Regions from separate parts of the Homo sapiens genome. Here region 1 is linked to region 2. A link is an interaction called in ENCODE POLR2A ChIA-PET data of the cell type or tissue named here. Cell type or tissue: CD4-positive, alpha-beta T cell. All regions are shown on one strand. Each heading gives the region's core, and the rest is flanking DNA. Links, peaks and the distances in the headings are about the cores only. Region 1 has its middle 30 kb from the start of PRKX. Region 2 overlaps PRKX (protein kinase cAMP-dependent X-linked catalytic subunit).

What was found. Peaks named below come from ENCODE experiments on the same cell type or tissue, not always from the same donor. Only the 100,000 strongest peaks of a DNase experiment are listed, where the experiment ranks them.
Region 1: POLR2A ChIA-PET joins it to region 2 with 9 read pairs; 2 of 35 experiments call an interaction of 5 or more read pairs at or near these places.

The regions. Positions count from the first base shown.
Region 1 is chrX:3,738,945-3,749,086 of GRCh38, reverse strand. No RefSeq gene overlaps it. Among named protein-coding and RNA genes, the nearest start is that of PRKX, 30 kb to the right of the region's middle. In CD4-positive, alpha-beta T cell, for the core only: no CTCF peak of the experiment used is centred there; a DNase peak (open chromatin) is centred at 5,086.
Region 2 is chrX:3,624,526-3,634,667 of GRCh38, reverse strand. PRKX (protein kinase cAMP-dependent X-linked catalytic subunit) reads left to right here. Exons shown (of 9, transcript NM_005044.5): 5 at 8,154-8,249. Among named protein-coding and RNA genes, the nearest start is that of PRKX-AS1, 30 kb to the left of the region's middle. In CD4-positive, alpha-beta T cell, for the core only: no CTCF peak of the experiment used is centred there; no DNase peak of the experiment used is centred there.

The sequences.
Region 1 (10,142 bases), core at 1,132-9,131, 110 kb before region 2:
GCCTGTAATCCCAGCTACTCGGGAGGCTGAGGCAGGAGAATCACTTGAACCCAGGAGCCGAGATCACGCCACTGTACTCCAGCCTGGGCGACAGAGCGAGACTCTGTCACAAAAAAGAAAAGAATACTTCTTTTTTAATTTAATTTTATTTACTTATTTATTTATTTTAGAGACACGGTCTCCACTCTGTCACCCAAGCTGGAATGCAGTGGTGCAATCACAGCTCACTGAACTCTTGAACTCCTGGGCTGAAGTTTTCTCCCACCTCACCCACCCGAGTAGCTGGGACCACAGGCACATACCATCATACACAAAACCAATTTTAATTTTTTTGTAGAGACAGGGTCTTACTGTGTTACCCAGACTGGTCTCAAACTCCTAGCCTCTGGCGATGCTCCTACCTCAGCCTCTAAAACTCTGGGATTACAGATGTGAGCCACCATGACTGGCCTCTAATTTTAAATGTAGTTTTTATTCTTTTTATTCTTGTCAAAGTGATACATGTATAAAGCTCAAAAGATGAAGCCAAACCTTAAGCTTATGTCTTGCCCTCAAGGTTCACTCCTATTTTTTTTCTGGGATCTACTTTATATTTTGAAATAACATATTTGCCCAGAAATCTCTTGTGTTTCTTAACTTTAGATGGTATCTATTAACTTTCTGTTTGTAGGATGATGGCTTTTCGTTTTTTGCCCAATCACCATTCCCTCAAGTGCCTGCACACATACACACACACACACACACACACACACACACATTTCCTTTCTATTCAGCTTCCTGATATGGCTACATCACCAATGTTTACTAAATGAATACCCAAACTTACATTATGTGAGTTCTCTAAATACTGAGATGTGCCTAACTTCCCTTCCTTGTATACATTCTTGAATTTCCTAAGCTTGCTAGCTGTTCATGGTTTGCCTTCTAAAATTCTTTTCACAGACTTATTACGAGACTGAAAATCCCTTCCAAATACCGTTAACACCTAAGGTAGTCACATCATGATGGTGAACACAGCCTCCTGGGACCCTACAACTTCCTTCTCCAACCTGGATTCAAGGCTTTCTAAGACACCCCCAGAGCTACTGTCCCCAGGACATCCCGTTTCCAAACAGCCTGGGTTTGTAGCCTGGATTGCTTCTTGTGGTATCTTGATCAGATAAGTCTGCGTCTCTGCAGCTCAGTTTCCATGACTGGTTGGAAAATGAGAATAATAATAGTCACGTGCATTAAATGTGATCGTGGTTGTAAAATGTTAAGGCTAGCTCCCTACTCACTGTGTGCAGGATGTTATTTTTATGGTCATCCTGAAAATTCCCCCCAAATTTCTTCACGTTAGCTGCATCAGTTCCTGAATTCCATGTCTCCCTCATGCTCAAATTGCCCTCATTTCCTCAAATCCAGTTTTCTAAGACATTACCAGCAAGAGTGCATGGGGGTTACCGTTAAGAGGCATTCTGCAGCTACGTGAGCTCCAGCCTTCATGCTCAGTCCCTCATGTGGCATGGCTGGGTTGTGTATGCAATCCTAGACATTTCCCCCCAAAATGGTGAAGGCATCACTGTTACTATTGAGCTTCCAGTGCTGCTGAGCCTGAGGCAAAGTCGAATCCCTTTTTTATTTTTTCTCAACCCTTTGCATCTCTCTCTCTCTCATTTTCTTTTTTTTTTTTTTTAGACGGAGTCTTGCTCTGTCCCCCAGGCTGGAGTGCATTGGCACGATCTCGGCTCACTGCAAGCTCTGCCTCCCGAGTTCAGATGATTTTCCTGCCTCAACCTCCCGAGTAGCTGGGATTACAGGCACACACCACCACTCCCGGCTAATTTTTGTATTTTTAGTAGAGATGGGGTTTCACCATGTTGGCCAGGCTGGTCTTGAACTCCTGACTTCAAATGATCCACCCACCTCGGCCTCCCAAAGTGCCTGGATTACAGGCGTGAGCCACTGTGCCCGGCCTCTCATTTTCTCTCTCATTCTCTCTTTCTCTCTCTTATTCTCTCTTTCATTCTCTTTCTCTCTCCCACTCTGTTTCTCTCATTCTCCCTCCCAGTCTCTCCGTCTCTCTTCTTTTGCATAATTCTGTCATTCTCTTTCTCTCTCATTCTCTCTCCCACAATCTCTCTCTTTCTCTCCCTCTTCTTTCCCTCTCTCTTTTTGCATGACTCTGTCATTCTCTCTCATTCTTTCTCCCACTCAGTTTTCTCTCTTTTTGCATGACTCTGTCACTCTCTCTCTCTGTCATTCTCTCGCTCTGTGTCTTTCTCCCTCCGCCTCCCCAGCCCCCACTATTCTAGAGTCTTTTCTCTTCCCCCTTCACACACTGAAATGTCACAACAATGCGAGCCATTTTCCTCCCAGTCTCATGGAGACCCAGAAACTTAGAGGTTCTCCTATATTTGAGTAAAACATTCTCATTTCAGGCTGAGCGCGGTGGCTCACACCTGTAATCCCAGCACTTTGAGAGGCCAAGCGGGGGCAGGTCTCTTGAGTCCAAAGTTTGAGACCAGCCTGGGCAACATGGCAAAACCCTGTCTCTACTAAAAATACAAAAAGAATTTGCCTGATGAGGGGCTGCATACCCATGGACCCAGCTACTCAGGGGGCTGAGGTGGGAGGATCACTTGAGCCTGGGAGGTCAAGGCTGCAGTGAGACATGATTGCACCATTGCACTCCAGCCTCGGCAACAGAGCAAGACCCTGTCTCAAGAAAAAGAGAAAAAATATCATTCTCATTTCAAGCCATTTATCCCCTCTTTTCTCACACATAGAAGCAAGCTTGGTTTCATTTCTCTAATTTTCGATGTAGCATGTTTAAGCAGTAGGAGAGATACCTGGACCTCTAGATGCTAATTAACATTGGCATTGATGAGACACGTCTGCCTACTTAATGAACACGTTCTGATCGCTCCTGTTTTGAGGCAGTATGCTGAGAGTCAGAAATAAAAAGGCTGAGGGAAACATTATATTCTCCTTTCCAGATGATATAGTCTAATGGGAAATGCAGGTTTATGAACAAATAACCAGGACTTACTGTTAGACATAGTACATAGCACATAGCAAATTTAACAAAATAGTTTATCTTTGCTGTGTGTTTGTGTGTGTGTGTGTGTGTGTGTGTGCACGCGCGCATGGGTGTCTGTCTCTCTTTTTCCCCCTCAGCAGACAAAAGACGAGGATGACCTTTAGAAGGCTTGGAGGCAGATGGATGCTGCGGTGTGAATGTGTGTGACCCCCAAAATTCCTATGTTGAAATGCTAACCCCCAAAGTCATGAGGTTAGGAGGTGGGACCTTTGGGAGGTGCTGATGTCATGAGGGTGGGGCCTCATGAATGGGATCAGTGCCCTTAGAAAAGGGACCCCAGAAAGCTCCCTCACCCTTTCCACCATGTGAGGACACAGTGAGAAGGTGCCATCTATGAACCAGGAAGCCCTCACCAGACACTGAATCTGCCACACCTTGCTCCTGGACCTCCAGCCTCCAGAACCATGAGCAATAAACATCTGTTGTCTACAAGCCTCCCAGCCCAAATGGACTAGGACTCTAAGCTAGCAGTAACTGTCATGGCAGGCAGGACGGAGATGGAGGCAATGAACTCATGGCAATACACAGGACAACCCAACAAGAAGTCCCAGAAATCTTAACCATCTCAGGAATGGGAGACAGCAGGTGGCTCTCAAGGTGCAGACACAGGCGGGGCTGGAGACAGGAGCTTTGCACAGCAGTGCTTGTCAGAAGAATTCTCCTCCTACTCCTTGCAGCCAGATGAACACATCTCGACAACTTGGACAAACTTACTTGTAATTTTAACCAGTGATGAATAAGCAAAGATCTAGATTCATGGACGCCGGAGAGAGCTGAGAGTAAAGGTGAGATAATGTGCCAGAAAAAATAAGATTAAGAAAAAGTCTGACACTCCCAAATATGTACCCCAAAGAAATAAAAGCAGTGAGATGCAAAACAGTACATACGCACTCATGTTCATAGCAGGGACTGAGTAGCACACTACAGTGTTCACTACACCAGGGATGCTCTCTCTCTACATATATGTTTTTGTTTTTTTTTGAGACAGGGTCTCACTCTGTTGCTCAGGCTGAAATATAGTAGCACGATCACAGGTCACCGCAGCGTCAACCCCCCAGGTTCAAGCAATCCTCCTACCACTCACTCCCAAATAGCTGAGACTACAGGTGTGCTGCACCGTACCTGGCTATTTTTTGTATGTTTTTTAGAGACAAGGTTTCACTATGTTACCCAGGCTGGTCTCAAACGTCTGAGCTCAAACAATCTGCCCACCTTGGTCCCTCAAAGTGCTGGGATTACAGGCATGAGCCACCGCACCCAGCCCATGTTCTATCTTTTATTTATTTATTTATTTATTTGAGACTGAGTCTCACTCTATGGCCCCAGCTGGAGTGCACTGGCATGATCTCAGCACATGGCAACCTCTGCCTCCTGGGTTCAAGCGATTCTCATGCCTCAGCCTCCCGAGTAGCTGGGATTACAGGCGTACACCACCACACCTGGTTAACTTTTGTATTTTTGGTAGAGATGGGGTTTCACCATGTTGGCCAGGATGGTCTCGAACTCCTGACCTCAAGTGATCCACCCGCCCCAGCCTCCCAAAGTGCTGGGATTACAGGCGTGAGCCACTGTGCCCAGCCTATTTATTTATTTACCTTTTATTTTAGGTTTGGGTGTACATGGAAAGGTTTGTTAATCAGTAAACATGTGTCACAGGGGTTTGCTGTACAGATTATTTCATCACCCAGGTACTAAGCCCAGCACCCAATGGTGATCTTTTCTCTCCTCTCCCTCCTCCCACCCGCCCCGCTCAAGTAGACCCCAGCGTCTGTTGTTTCTTTCTTTGTGTTCATGAGTTCTTGTCATTTAGCTCCCAGCTCTATATTTTTCACCAACGGAACCAGAAAGCTTTTCTGAGTAATTAATTGCATGATGACCTCAGCAATATCTAAGAAAAATGATTCTGGAAGCTGTGGTGGGGGGTGGGGTTGACGCTTTAAAGAGAAAGCTACAGGAAGGGTATGGCAAGTCTGTGGTCATGGGCTGAAGTAGTCCTGGGCAGGAGATGAATGACAGAGATAGACAGGAAAGTCTCCACCATGATGGTGCTGATAAAAGCAAAGTCAAGAGGATGTGGTGACCGATTCTGCATTGTAAAAAACAAGAGGAAGATAAAGATGACGTCCAAATTAGTGCCTGAGAGGACTAAACAGAATATGTACGTAAGAGATATATATATATATATATATATATATATATATAGATAGATAGAGAGAGAGAGAGAGAGAGAGAGAAAGTGTGAAAGAGAGAACGAAGACGATTAGATTGGGGGGTGGTGTAGAAATGAATTCACTTTTTATTACTTTTACTCTATAAAATGCATTTTAGACTCTGAAATTTTACAAGGAAATAGTAAGAATTAAGGAAGTCTTTAAAGTGCCACTTGAAAATCATGTTATATTGCAAGTACTACACTGGCTTTAATATTCAAGACTCTCATTTCTTTTTTTTTTTTTTTTTTTTTTGAGACAGAGTCTCACTCTGTCGCCCAGGCTGGAATGCAGTGGCCCAATCTCAGCTCACTGCAACCCCTGCCTCCCAGGTTCAAGCAATTCTCCTGCCTCAGGCTCTACCTCAGATTACAGGCATGCGCCACCACGCCTGGCTAATTTTTGTATTTTTAGTAGAGATGGGGTTTCACCATATTGGTCAGGCTGGTAAGACTCTCATTTTTTTTTTTTTTTTTTTTTGAGATGCGGTCTCACCCTGTAGCACAGGCTGGAGTGCAGTGGCTGGATCATGGGTCACTGCAGCCTTTAGCCCCCTGCTCAAGAGATCTTCCCACCTCCATCTCCCGAGTAGCTGGGACCACAGGCACATGCCACCATGCCCAGCTCGTTTTTGTATTTTTTTGTAGAAATCGGGTCTCACTATGTTGCCCAGGCTGGTCTCAAACTCCCGGGCTCGAGCAGTCATCTCACCTTAGCCTCCTAAATTTCTGGGATTATAGACATCAGCCACCGTGTCCAGCTAAGACTCTCATTTCTTACCAAGACCTGATAGTATGTCTTATTTGGGTTATTAGTTGAATTTTAGGTTATTTCATTAAGTACATGAAAATAATTAAAATGGATGACCAGGTGCAGTGGCTCACATCTGTAATCTCAGCACTTTGGGAGGCTGAAGTGGGTACATTGCTTGAGCCTAGGAGTTCAAGATCAGCCTGGGCAATATAGCAAGACCCCATTTCTACAAAAATATTTTTTAAATAGCCAGGTGTGGTGGTGCATGCCTGTAGTCCCAGCTACTCAGGAGGCTGAAGTGGGAGGACCATCTGTGCCCAGGAGACAGAGGCTGCATTGAGCCGTGATGGCACCACCGCACTCCAGCCTGGGTGACAGAGTGAGACCCTGTCTCAAAAATAAATAAAATAAATGGACTCATAAAATAAGTTGTTTTCATTCTTAAAAGGACAAGATATTTTAAAATAGCTTCACATGACATGAAGTCCACTTGTCTTCTTGAGTAGAGAAAGTTAACACCTTTGAGGGATGTCCACTGGTATCTAGGATGTGTTGCGTCACAAAACAGGGTGGGAAAATGTAAACAAAAACAAAAACAAAAAAACAAGCTGGTTCTCAACAGTCCTACCACTGACTGTAATTTTGAGGTTATTTTCTTCATGGATATCTTTGTTCCTGGTCTGTTCCAGTTCTGAAATTCTGATTGACTTCTTGACGCAATCACATGACATCAAAATTGCTGAAAAAGTCCCATCACTACAGTGTGAGTAAATCAGCTGGTAGAATTATTTTCTTTTCCTTTCACTCATGGGTGAGTATATCGTATTTTGTACAGTTCAAGAATAATAGAACGAACACCTACATAAATGCAATTTAAATCAAAACATGCATCCCATACCTCAAAAGGGCCTTGTGTGCCTCTCTCAACCCAGAATTTATGTTAACCACTTATGTTATTCATCAATTTGTTTTATATATAGTTTAGTGATGTGTCTCATCTCTACACTGTATATTATGTTGTCTGTGTGTGTTTTTGTTTTGTGCTGTTTTTTAGAGACAGGGTCTCACTGTGTTCCCCAGCCTGGAGTACAATAGTGCGATCATGGCTCACGGCAGCCTCAAAGTCGTGGGCTCAAGCGATCCTCCCATTGCAGCCTCTCAAGTAGCTGGGACTACAGGTAGCACCACCATGCCAGGATAATATTTTTATTTGTATATATTTGTAGCATTCATTTTTAAAAAAATTTATTCATCATGAGTAAGATTGAGCATCTTTTCACATGTTTGAGTCACTTTTTTTTTGAGACAGTCTCGCTCTGTTGCCCAGGCTGGAGCGCAGTGGCACTATCTCGGCTCACTGCAACCTCTGCCTCCCGGGTTCAAGCGATTCTCCTGCCTCAGCCTCCCGAGTAGCTGGGATTACAGGTGTGCACCACCACGCCCGGCTAATTTTATTTTTGTTTTTGTAGAGACAGGGTGTCATTACGTAGCCCAGGCTGGTCTTGAACTCCTGGACTCAAGCAATAATCTCGCCTCAGCTTCCCAAAGTGCTGGGATTATAGGCATGAGCTGCTCCCGGCCTGTGTTTTTTTTTTTGTCTTTGTTGTTGTTGTTTTTCAACCTCTGATATATTACTTTATTTTTATTTTTATTTATTCTACTTTAAGTTCTAGGGTACACGTGCACAACGTGCAGGTTTGTTACATATGTATACATTTTTAGTAGATTTTATTTTTTAGAGCAGTTTTAGATTGACAGCAAAATTGAGAGGAAGGTACAGAGAGTTCCATGGACCCCCTACCCTGAACATGCATCACCTCCCCTGCTGTCTGTGGCAGCTGATGAACCGGCATTGACACATCATTGACACCAGAGCCCATCGTTCACTTTCGGGTTCACACTTGGTGGCGGACGTTCTGTGGGTTTGGGTAAATGTATAATAGCATGGATATACCACTATAGTGTCACGCAGAGGAGTTTCACTACACTAAAAATCCTCTGTACTCCGCCTATTCATTCCCACATCCTGGCAACCACTGATCTTTTTACTGTCTCATAGTTTTGCCTTTTCCAGAAAGTCCTATAGTTAGAATCGCATGTAGCCCTTTTGGATTGTCTTCTTTCAATTAGTAATATGTCCGGCTTATAGCTCATTTCTTTTCTCTTTTCTTCTTTTTCCTTTGTTTCTTTTTTTTTCTCTTTTTTTTTTTTTTTTTTTTTTGAGACAGGGTCTCACTCCATTGCCCAGGCTGGAGTGCAGTGGTGCAATCATAGCTCACTGCAGCCTTGACCTCCTACGCTTAAGCAATCCTCTCACCTCAGCCTCCTGAGTAGCTGGGACTACAGGTGCACACCACCACATTTTAAAATGTTTTATAAAAACAGGATCTCACTACGTTGCCCAGGCTGGTCTCGAGCGCCTGGGCTCAAGGGATTCTCCCTTGGCCTCCCAAAGTGCTGGGACTACAGGCACAAGCCACCACATCTGACCCTTATTTCTTTATATATATATTTTTTATTATTTTTTTCTCATTCTTGCTGTCATCTTACTCTTTTTTTTTTTTTTTTTTTTTTGACATGGAGTCTCGTTCTGTCACCCAGGCTAGAGTGCAGTGGCATGATCTTGGCTCACTGCAACCTCCACCTCCTGGGTTCAAGCGATTCTCCTGCCTCAGCCTCCTGAGTAGCTGGGACCACAGGTGCCCACCACCATGCCTGGCTAATTTTTGTATTTTTAGTAGAGACGGGGTTTCACCACATTGGCCAGGCTGGTCTCAAACTCCTGACCTTGTGATCCTCCCACCTCAGCCTCCCAAAGTGTTGGGATTACAGGCGTGAGCCACCATGCCCGGCCTGTTTTTTGTTTGTTTTTGTTTTTGTTTTTTGAGACAGAGTCTCACTCTGTCAGCCAGGCCTGGGGTGCAGTGGTGCGATCTAGGCTCACTGCAACCTCCGCCTCCCTGGTTCCAGCGATTCTCCTGCCTCAGCCTCCTGAATAGCTGGGATTACAGGCACACGCCACCATGCTGGCTAATTTTTGTATTTTTAGTAGAGATGGGGTTTTGCCATGTTGTCCAGGCTGGTCTCAAATTCCTGACATCAGGTGATCTGCCTGCCTCGGCCTCCCAAAGTGCTGGGATTACAGGCGTGAGCCACTGCACCCAGCCTCTTCTTTCTTTTTAATGCTGAATGATATCCCATTATCTGGATGCAACATGGTCTATTTGTCTATTCACCTACTGAAAGACGTCTTCCTTGCCTCCAAGTTTTGACAATTATAAATAAGGCTGTTGTAAACATCCATGTGCAGGTTTTCGCGTGGACACAAGTTTTCAATTCTTTTGGGTAACCATTGAGAGTGATTGCTGGATCATATGCCAGGACATATTTAGTTTTGTAAGAAACAGCCAAACTGTCTTCCAAAGTGACTGTACCATTTTGCATTCCCACCAGCCATGAATGGTCATTCCTGTTGCTCCACGACCTCATCAGCTTTTGGTGATGTCAGTGTTCTGGCTTTTGGCCATTCTCACAGATGTGTATTGGTATCTCATTGTTGTTTTAATTTGCATTTCCCCACTTTGCTTGTTTCCAATCTCTATATAATCATAATGACATTGTATGGAGTTTTTTTCAAGCTATTTCCTTCACCATTGTTTCAAGAATTACACCACTGAAGTAGGTAGCTGTGTTTCTGTTGTTCTTTGCTGCATATTGTTCCATGATCTGAATATCCCACATTTTTTTAAACATCATGAACATTTGGATTGTTTCTCATTGATATGGTTTGGCTGTGTCTCCACTCAAATCTCATCTTGAATTGTAGCTCCCATAATTCCCACATGTTGTGGGAGGGACCCGATGGGAGATAATTGAATCATGGAGGCAGTTTCCCCCATACCGTTCTCATCGTAATGAATAAGTCTCAAGAGATCTCATGGTTTTATAAGGAAAAAGCCTTTCACTTGGCTCTCATTCTCTCTTGCTTGCCACCATATATGACGTGCCTTTTGCCTTCTGCCAAGATTGTGAGGCCTCCCCAACCATGTGGAACTGTGAGTCCATTAAACCTCTTTTTCTTTATAAATTACCCAGTC
Region 2 (10,142 bases), core at 1,314-9,313:
TGGGTTTTGTGAATCTCTTTAGTGTCCAGCTTTCACAAGGGCTGCTGGCCTCTCCTCCCTCTGTCTGCAGCCTGTCTGCTGTGCTGCGTGGCACGTTGTTTAGTTGAGGCATAGGAGAAAATTCATCACTATTCTGAACTGGAGTCAGAAAAACGATCTCAGCCATCCCTAAACTGAGGTCGGGAAGCCACCCTGGGACTCCACTTTGAGGGCCACTGCTGTGATGCCCAAGTCAACGTGCCCGGGGCTATATTTTCACCCTCTACTCTGCCCCAACCCTCACACACCCCAGTGCCTGCTCCTTCCGCTTTAACTGGCCCTCAAGTTCCCCTTTCTCATCTCCCACCTCAGCCTCCCTGATTCATCTGAGGAGCACAGATTTTATATTTATTTATTAATTATTATTATTTTTTTTCTTTAGAGGGACCCCTGCTCTGTCACCCAGGCTGGAGTGTAGTGGCGCGATCTCGGCTCACTGCAACCTCTGTCTCCTGGGTTCAAGCAATTCTCCTGCCTCAGCCTGCCGAGTAGCTGGGGTTACAGGTGCGTGCCACCGTGCCTGGCTAATTTTTGTATTTTTAGTAGAGATGGGGTTTCGCCATGTTGGCCAGCCTGCTCTCAAACTCCTGACCTCGAGTGATTAACCTGCCTCAGCCTCACAAAGTGCTGAGATTACAGGTGTGAGCCACCACGCCTGGCCTAAATTTTAGTTTTTAATCTGAAGGTATCGGGACAAGGATTTTTGAGGAAGAAGTCAAGGTGGGATGAAATTCTAGTGAAATTCTAGTGACGGCTTTCTTCTTTTCTCTAAAAACCTCTGCCTTCCTTTTCTTGAATGCATTTCCAAAGCACCTGTCTTCCAAGGCCAGCCCCGGTCCTCAGAACTGGAGCAGGTAGTGTGTCAGCTGATAGTTTAGGAGGGTGTTTTTCCAGCTGAGTAGGAGGGAGAACATCAGCTCACAGCGCCCAGGGTATCTCTGCCTGCACCATCCACTTTACTGGAAGATGTAAATAGGCGGAATGGTTACATTCAAATTTTACTGGCAAATGATAGAGCTAGTGGCACAATTGGTGTAAATTTTTTTCATTTTTCTTTTTTTGTTTTTGCAGACAGTTTTGCTCTGTTGCCCAGTCAGGAGTGCAGTGGTGCAGTCACAGCTCACTGCAGCCTGGACCTCCTGGGCTCAAGCAAACCCCCACCTCCGCCTCTTGAGTAGCTGGGATGACAGGTACACGTCACTGTACCTGGCTAATTTTTTAAAATTTTTTTGTAGAGATAGGGTCTTGCTATGTTACCCAGGCTGATTTCAAATTCCTAGGCTCAAGTGATCCACCTGCCTCGGCCTCCCAAAGTGCTGGGATGACAGCCGTGAGCCACTGCATGAGCGTTTTTTTTGTTTTTTTTTTTTTTCTTTTGAGACAGGGTCTTGTTCTGTGTCCAGATTGGAATGCAGTGGTGCAGTCATAGCTTACTGAAGCCTCGACCTCCTGGGCTCAAGCGATCCTCCTGCCTCAGCCTCCTGGGACTACAGAGGCTGTAGCTGGGGACCGCAGAGGCTGTAGCTGGGAACACAGGCACACACCAGCACGTCCAGATAATTTTTAAATTTTTTGTAGAGACGAGGTCTCACTGTGTTGTCCAGGCTGGTCTTGAACTCCTGGGCTCAAGCAGTCCTCCCGCGTTGGCCTCCCCAAATGCTGGGATGACAGGCATGAGCCACTGTGCCTAGCCTGGGCATGAATTTTTCAGGCGAAAATCTGGAGCTTGCATTCATGCTGATTAGCAGATTGTCCTTGCAAGTGTAGCTGTCACCACAGATCAATTTAACTTGCTTAATAATGCCAAATGCCATATAATGAGAATTTATTCTCCACTTGGTAAGAATTGGAAGCAGTCTGTATGTTTAGAGACAGAAATTTGAGGGTTTCAGAGGGCACTGCCCAGGCGTCCGGGGGAGTGCTGTTTCTCAGACACACACACACACTGTCTCTGCTTTTTCTTTCAGGCAAGATCATCAGTTAGTGCTCACTTATTATTTATCTTTTTCCGCTTATTAATACCTTTCCCATGATCTTATGTAATGTCTACTGTCCAAGAGCACTTCGTTTAATATTCTCCATAAATGTTTTTAGGTATGTATGGCACATTTCCTCCTGGAGTTTAATGCTCCATTCCTGTATTTGTGCATTATTCACACAGCTGAGTCGCCACCCAAACCCAGAGAGAAACAGGAATACAACTCCCCCAACTACTGTTACAGAGAACGCTGCGGGCAGGTGAGGGAGGACGGGCTCGGGAGGTTGTTAACGTCTGAGGCGGCAGGGTTGGCGCAGATCGCATGAGTGTCTGTACTCAGAGCTCTGCTTCCCAGCCTGGCCTGGGTGGTTTTTCAGTACGTTGTGGTGGCTCGTAACTCCAGGACCAGCGGCCCAAAGAGATACCCTATTGGGAAACTCACCTTCATGCTAAAGTGCAAAACAAGCAACTGAAATGTTATTTAAGAAGGAAGAAATGCTGTGTTAGGGCCACGTCGCACGCACCTAATCATTTACCTTTCTCTGGTAACTTTCATTTCCTCATGTAACCCACCCCCACTTCTCTGTCACCTCTCCCATTGATTTCCATTTTTGTACTTCATATTTCTCCTCTTTGTTTTTCTTTGAATTTTTCTCCACTGCAGTGTATTGGACAGTTCATGTGTGTAGTTCTACGTATGAATGTCCTGACGCTGCTGTTAGAAACTACCACAGACTGAAAGGTTTAAACAAGAGAACTTTATCCTCTCTTAGTCCGGGAGACCAGAAGTTTGAGATCAAAGTGTCTCAGGACTGTACTCCAGGGAAGGATCCTTTCTGCCTCTCCCAGTTCCTGGGGGCTCCAGCATCCCTGGGCTTGTGGCCACATCACTGCAGTCTCTGCCTCCACCTTCATGTGGCCTTCTCCTCTATGTCTCTGTCTCCTCTTCAGTCTCTTAGAAGGAAGGCCACCTGTCATTGGATTTAGGGCCATCCTAATCCAGGACGATCTCATCTCAAGATCCTTCAATTAATCACATCTGCAAAGACCCTATTGCTGAATAAGGTCTCATTCCAGGTCTGGGCATTAGGACGTGGACAGATCTTTCTGAGGGCCACAGTTCAATCCACTACACGTGTATCCAGTTCCCTCTGGAGGCTCTAGGGGAGGATACTCCCTGCCTCTCCCAGCTCCTGGGGGCTCCAGGCATCCCTGGGCTTGTGGCCGCATCACTGCTGTCTCTGCCTCTGTCCCCATGTGGCCTTCTCCTCTGTGTGTGTGCCTCCTCTTGAGTCTCTTATGAGGATACCTGTCATTGGATTTGGGCCTACCCTGTTCCAGGATGATCTCATCTGAAGCTCCTTAATTCTATCTGTGAAAACCCTGTTTCCCAATAAGGTCCCATTCACAGGTTGTTGGGGTAAGATCATGGATGTATCTTTTTGGGGACCTCTCATTCCGTCCACTCCACTGAATTTTGTTAAGGTCAGGAAGTGATTTGGAATCTACAGGAGAATTATTTTTGCTCATGGACATTTCTGATAATCAATGAGGGTGTCATTTGAAAGCTCCGTTTTATAAGGTATTTCCGTTGCTAGCATACCTGAATTAGAATATCTTAAGTCAAAAGAAGCTAAATGGAAAACATGACTTTGAGCCAATATGAGTATCTGTCCTGATCAATATGAGAAAATCTCAGAAGTACAACTTGTGCCACGGACATGTAAGTGTCTAGTATACACTTACTGGTTGATGAAATGGTTTGGCTTTGTGTCCCCACCCAAATCTCATGTTTAAATGTAATCCCCAGTGTTGGAGGTGGGACCTGGTGAGAGGTGGTTGGATCATGGGAGTGGTTTCTGACAGTTTAGCAACATTGCCCTAGTACAGTCTCATGATAGAGTTCTCAGGAGATCTGATGGTTTTAAAGTGTAGTACTTCCCCCTTTGCTCGCTTTCACTCATCTGCCACCATGTAAATGTGCCTTGCTTCCCCTTCGCCTTCCACCATGATTGTAAGTTTCCTGAGGCCTCCCCAGCCATGCGGAACTGTGAGTCAACTCAATCTCTTTTCTTTTCTTTTTTGTTTTTTGAGACAGAGTCTTGCTCTGTCGCCCAGGCTGGAGTGCAGTGGCGTGATCTCGGCTCACTGCAAGCTCCGCCTCCCGGGTTCACGCCATTCCGCTGCCTCAGCCTCCTGAGTGGCTGGGATTACAGGCGCCCGCCACCACGCCTGGCTAATTTTTTGTATTTTTGGTAGAGACAGGGTTTCACTGTGTTAGCCAGGATGGTCTCGATCTCCTTGACCTCGTGATCCGCCCACCTTGGCCTCCCAAAGTGTTGGGATTACAGGCATGAGCCACCGCGCCTGGCCTAAATCTTTTTTCTTTATAAATTACCCAGTCTCAGGTAGTTCTTTATAGCAGACTGAAAATGGACTAATACAGTTGACTTCTAGATGTTCTTGGATTTATCTTGGTCTTTGCAGTTTTAAGTATATATATTTTTTTAGTTTGTTTCACATATTTTGAACATTTCTAGGTATTAGTAAAGTCTGCTGGTTTCTGCAGCAGGACTGTAATCTTTTTACTACAGTCAACAAAGCATAGTATGACAATCTTGTTTTTACACATGCACCATTTTCAAGGCTGTATTTGCATGTATTTCTGTCTTTTTCCTGGTCTCCAGGGGTCAAGAAATGGTTTTCTTGGGGCAAAGAGCTTCGGTCAGCTTTGCAGACTACCCAGTCTCAGTTACAAGTACAGACTCTGCTCCTGCACCTTAAAAAGTAGTCACATAGTGAGACCGCATCCCTATAGAAAGTCAAAAAATTAGCCAGACATGGTGGCACACACCTGTGGTCCCCGCTACATGGGAGCCTGAGGTGGGAGGATGGCCTCCTGGGGGAGGTCAAGGCTACAGTGAGCTATGATTGCACCACTGCACTCCAGCCTGGGTGACAGAGTCAAACCCTGTCTCAAAACAAAAGAAAAATATGATATCTCAGGCTCTTTCATTTGGCCTGTACACATTTATTGAGCACCTGTTGTGTGCCACATACTGTTCCATGAATGAGGAATATAAAGAAATTCAGTAATGGGTGTGGTGGCTCACATCTGTAGTCCCATTACTTTGGAAGGCTGAAGTGGGAGGATCACTTGAGCCCAAGCGTTTGAGACCAGCCTGGGCAACATAGTGAGACCTTGTCTCTACCAAAAATTAAAAAAAAAAAAAAAACAAAACCCTGGCGTGGTGGTGCAGACCTGTAGCCCCAGCTGCTCAGGAGGCTGAAGTAGGAGCATAGCTTGAGCCCTGGAGGTGAAGGCTGAGTGCACTGAGCCAGGATCACGCTGCAGTACTCCAGCCTGGGGGCAACAGAGCAAGACCCTGTCTCAAAAAAAAAAAGTAGTTCACTGACATTCACTTGCAGTTTATTGAGGATGCCTTATAGTGCCGTGCAAGCAGGCTCAGTACCGGGCTGGACATAATCAGGTATTGCTCGTGCTGTAGAGTGAAGGAAGCCTCGAGAAAGGTGTCCTGTTCTTGGCCATAGTGGCGTATTCACCACTGTAAACTTTATTTTAACAATTATTTTATATTTCATTTCATTTATGTACTCCATCTCTCTCTGTCACCCAGGCTGGAGTGCAGTGGCACGATCTCAGCTCACTGCAACCTCTGCCTCTCAGGTTCAAGCAATTCTCCTGGCCCAGCCTCCTGAGTAGCTGAGATTACAAGCACCGGGGACCATGCCCAGCTAATTTTTGTATTTTTAGTAGAGACGGGTTTCACCATGTTGGCCAGGCTGGTCTGGAACTCCTGACCTAAAGTGACCTGCCTGCCTCAGCCTCTCAAAGTGTTGGGATTGCAGGCATGACCCACAGCATCCAGCCTATTTTATATTTTATTTTATTTTGAGACAAGGTCTCACTCTGTCACCCAGGCTGGAGTGTGGTGGTGTGATCACAGCTCACTGCAGCCTTGACCTCCTGTGCTCAAGCGATCCTCCCCCCTCAGCCTCCCAAGTAGCTGGGACCACACATATGCACCACCACACTCAGCTAATATATATTTTTTTAAGACTGGGTTTTGCCATATTTCCCAGGCTTATTTTATTTTTTAAATTGACACATAATAATTGTACATATTCATGGGGTAGACAGTGATGCTTTGATACAAAGAATGGAGTAATCAGATCAGGGTAATTAGCATATCCATTTCAATTATTTACCATTTCTTTGTGTTAGGAACATTCAATATCCTCTATGTATTTGAAACAATACGACATGTTATTGCTAATTATAGTCACCCTACAAGACTATAGAACACTGGAACATATTCCTCCTATCTGCTTGTAATTTTGTATCCTTTAACAAACCTCTCCCTATCTCTCACTTCTTCCCTTCCCAGCGTCTAGTATCCTCTGTTCTTCTTTATCCTTTCAGGAGATCAGCTTTTTTTTAGCTTTCATGTATGAGTAAGCACAAGTGCTGTTTAATGTTCTTTTCCTGGCTTATTTCACCTAACATAATGTCCTCCAGTTTCATCCATGTTGCTGCCAGTCAGAGGATTGTATTCCTTTTCATGGCTGAATAGTATTCTACTGTGTGTAGATACCACCTTTTCTTTACCTATCTGCTCATCTGTTGATGGACATCTACGCTGATTCCCTATCTTGGCTGTTGTGAATGGTGCTGTGGTAAACATGGGCGTGCCGATGTCTCTCCAGTATCATGACTTCCTTTCCTTTGAACAGATACCTAGTAATGTGATGGCTGGGTCATATGGGAGTTCTATTTCTAGCTTTTCTGAGGAACCTCCATACTCTTCTCTATGGTGGCTCTACTAGTTTACGTTCCCACCAACATTGCGTAAGAGTTCCCTTTTTGGCCAGGCACAGTGGCTCACGCTGGTAATCCTAGCACTTTGAGAGACCAAGCTGGGTGGATCACTTGAGCCCAGGACTTCAAGACCAGCCTAGGCAACATGGTGAAACCCCCGCTCTACAAAAAAAAATACAAAAATTAGCTGGCATGGTGGCAGATACCTGTGATCCCAGCTACTTGGAAGGCTGAGGCAGGTAGATCGCTTGAGCCTGGGAGGCAGAGGTTGCAGTGAGCTGAGATTGCACCGCTGCACTCCAGCCTGGGAGACAGAGCGAGATCCTGTCTCAAAAAAAAAAAAGAGTTCCCTTTTCTCCACATCCTCACCAGCATTTCTTATTTTTGTGTGTATGTGTCTTTTTTTTTTTTTTTTTTTAATTTTTTTTGAGACAGAGTTTCACTCTTGTTTCCCAGGCTGAAGTGCAATGGCACGATCTCGGCTCACTGCAACCTCCACCTTCCGGGTTCAAGTGATTCTCCTGCCTCAGCCTCCCAAGTAGCTGGGATTACGGACGCGTGCCACCACGCCTGGCTAATTTTTGTATTTTTAGTAGAGATGGGGTTTCACCATGTCGGCCAGACTGGTCTCAAACTCCTGACGTCAGGTTATCCACCCGCCTCGGCCTCCCAAAGTGCTGGGATTACAGTGTCTTTTTGATAATGGCCGTCTTAATTGGGTTGAGATGATTGACACCTCATTGAGGTTTTGATTTGCATTTCCCTGATGATTAGTGACGTTGAGCATTTTTTTTCATATACATGTTGGCCTTTTCCATGTCTTCTTTTGAGAAATGTCTGTGAAGACCACCTGTCCATTTTTTAATTGGAGTGCTTATCTTTTCGCTCTTGAGACATTTGAGTTCCATGCTTGGTCATGGTGGTGGATTCACCCCGGTAAACATGAGAGAGCATTGCTGTCCAGTGTTTAGTGCACAGTTAAGGAATGGGCTGGTGGCCCCTCAATAAGATGCCCAAAAAGGAGTTGCCTTCTGCTCAGCAGACGCCTCTCAAATGGTCTTTATATTCTCTCCAAGGGAGCTTCCCCTGCATCGGACTGTGGCACACGATGCCTTGCCTCTTAGAACCATCTGACTGTCACGTGCTTTCAGATCGTGACAACTTCAGTGTGCGGGGAAGAGCATGTGAAATAAATTACCTTCTGCCTGTGTGAAGCAGAAATAGCTATCGTTACAAAGCAGGGATTTTTTTCCATGCTTACTCCCCACTAAAAATACATGTTTGTTTTTCTAACAGGTTTCCTCCGTTTTTTGATGACAACCCGTTTGGCATTTATCAGAAAATTCTTGCAGGCAAAATAGATTTCCCCAGACATTTGGATTTCCATGTAAAGTAAGTAAACCGTTTGCCTCATCATGAGGTGTGTTTATTTTTAAAGTGTCTAAAATCACCGTGAAAGCACGCACTCAGCAGGATACCATATTGTGTTATTAAATGTGCTGCGCATAAACTATTTTGGACAGTTGTCTTTTCCACAAGAAAAGAAAAAGATTTTCAGTATTCTACTTTAATGATAGCTTCACATTTTAATGAGTCTTGGCCGTATTGTGTTCTTTTGGTGGTATGTTATATTTAAAATGAGCCAATGAACGAGTTTGTCATCGTATTTTATAAGAGAGCAGTTTTGGAATTTGACAAGAAGGATCCTCCTAGTTCTGTGGCTAACAGAACTGTTGATGGGTTTAGCAGAGTTTTATCCTTTCTCTCCTGCTTAAATTATGCTCAACCTCTAAGTCCTTTTTAACGTCAACATTTTCAGTTCTGAGCATGTTGCTTCAAGGATATTTACAGTTGCTGGATATTGGCAACTTTGGATGCACATTTTATAAAGGTCGTGGCAGTAGGGAAAAAATATATTATTTTCTTAAATATAAGAACGCGGCTGGGCGTGGTGGCTCATGCCTGTAATCCCAGCACTTTGGGAGGTTGAGGTGGGTGGAACACGAGGTCAGGAGATCGAGACCATCCTGGGAAACACGGTGAAACCTCGGCTCTACTGAAAATATAAAAAATTAGCTGGGTGTGGTGGTGGGCGCCTGTAGTCTCAGCTACTTGGGAGGCTGAGACAGCGGAATCGCTTGAACCCAGGAGGCGGAGGTTGCAGTGAGCTGAGATCGCACCACTACATTCCAGCCTGGGCGACAGAGCAAGATTCTGTCTCAAAAAAAAAAGAATGCTTTTGGTTTTCTGGCTACCTTACCCAATCTGGTCAACTGGTAGCCATTTTTACTGTAATAAGCACTGATTTCTGTTTGTTTCACTGTATTTTTCAGATGAGTTGATGGGTGCACCAGCCCCCTGGGCACAAACTAGAGCTAAATGCATCTAGTTGAGAATTAAACTTTTCTTTTCCATGGTCTATTTTCTTATGAGCCGGTGGAAGTTCAGTTCAGAGAAGACTTATTTCAGGGCGATGGAGCAGGTTGTTTTGAATATGCCCCTTATGGGGCCACTGGCTACGTTCAGTTGAGTTTCTTGGTGGTGAACGCACCCCATCCTAACCAGAGGTTCTTAGTCTGAACAGAAGATAAGGTCGTGTTTTATTGGCTTGAGCATGTGTTGTGTTTGACACACTAAGAGGCAGGCTTTAAAAGACTTTAGCAAGAAAACGAGGCTCCGCTTAACAATGAGTCGCCTAGAAGGGACACCCTGTCCAGTGAATGGTAAGACAGGGAGGTGTCAGGGGAAACAGCACCTCAGAAGCCGACTGCTCTGGAAGGAAATAGAAAGGATTATATAGAACCTCTCTCTCAGGCCCCAAATCCCATCTGAGTTGAGTGACATTATATTAAGTGGATGGCAAAGCACTTTTATGATCGAGTTTGGCCAGGTGAGGTGCTCATGCCTGTAATCCCAGCACTTCAGGAGCAATCCGAAGTGGGAGGATTGCTTGGGGCCAATCCAATAGTTTGAGGCCAGCCTGGACAATGTAGCAAGACCCCATGTCTACAAAAAATTTAAAAATTAGCTGGGCATGGTAGCAAGTGCCTGTAGTCCCAGCTACTAGGGAGGCTGAGATGGGAGGACTGCTTGAGCCCAGGAAGTCGAGGCTGCAGTGACCTATGATTGCACCACTGCACTCCAGACTGGATGAAAGAGTGAAACTCTGTGTCAAGAAAAGAAAAAATAATAAAATTAAAAGATATAATTATATATATATATGGGGGGGGTTTCCAATGTTCTGTGGAAACAACAACAAAAAAAGGAATTGCAGAAATAGAATAA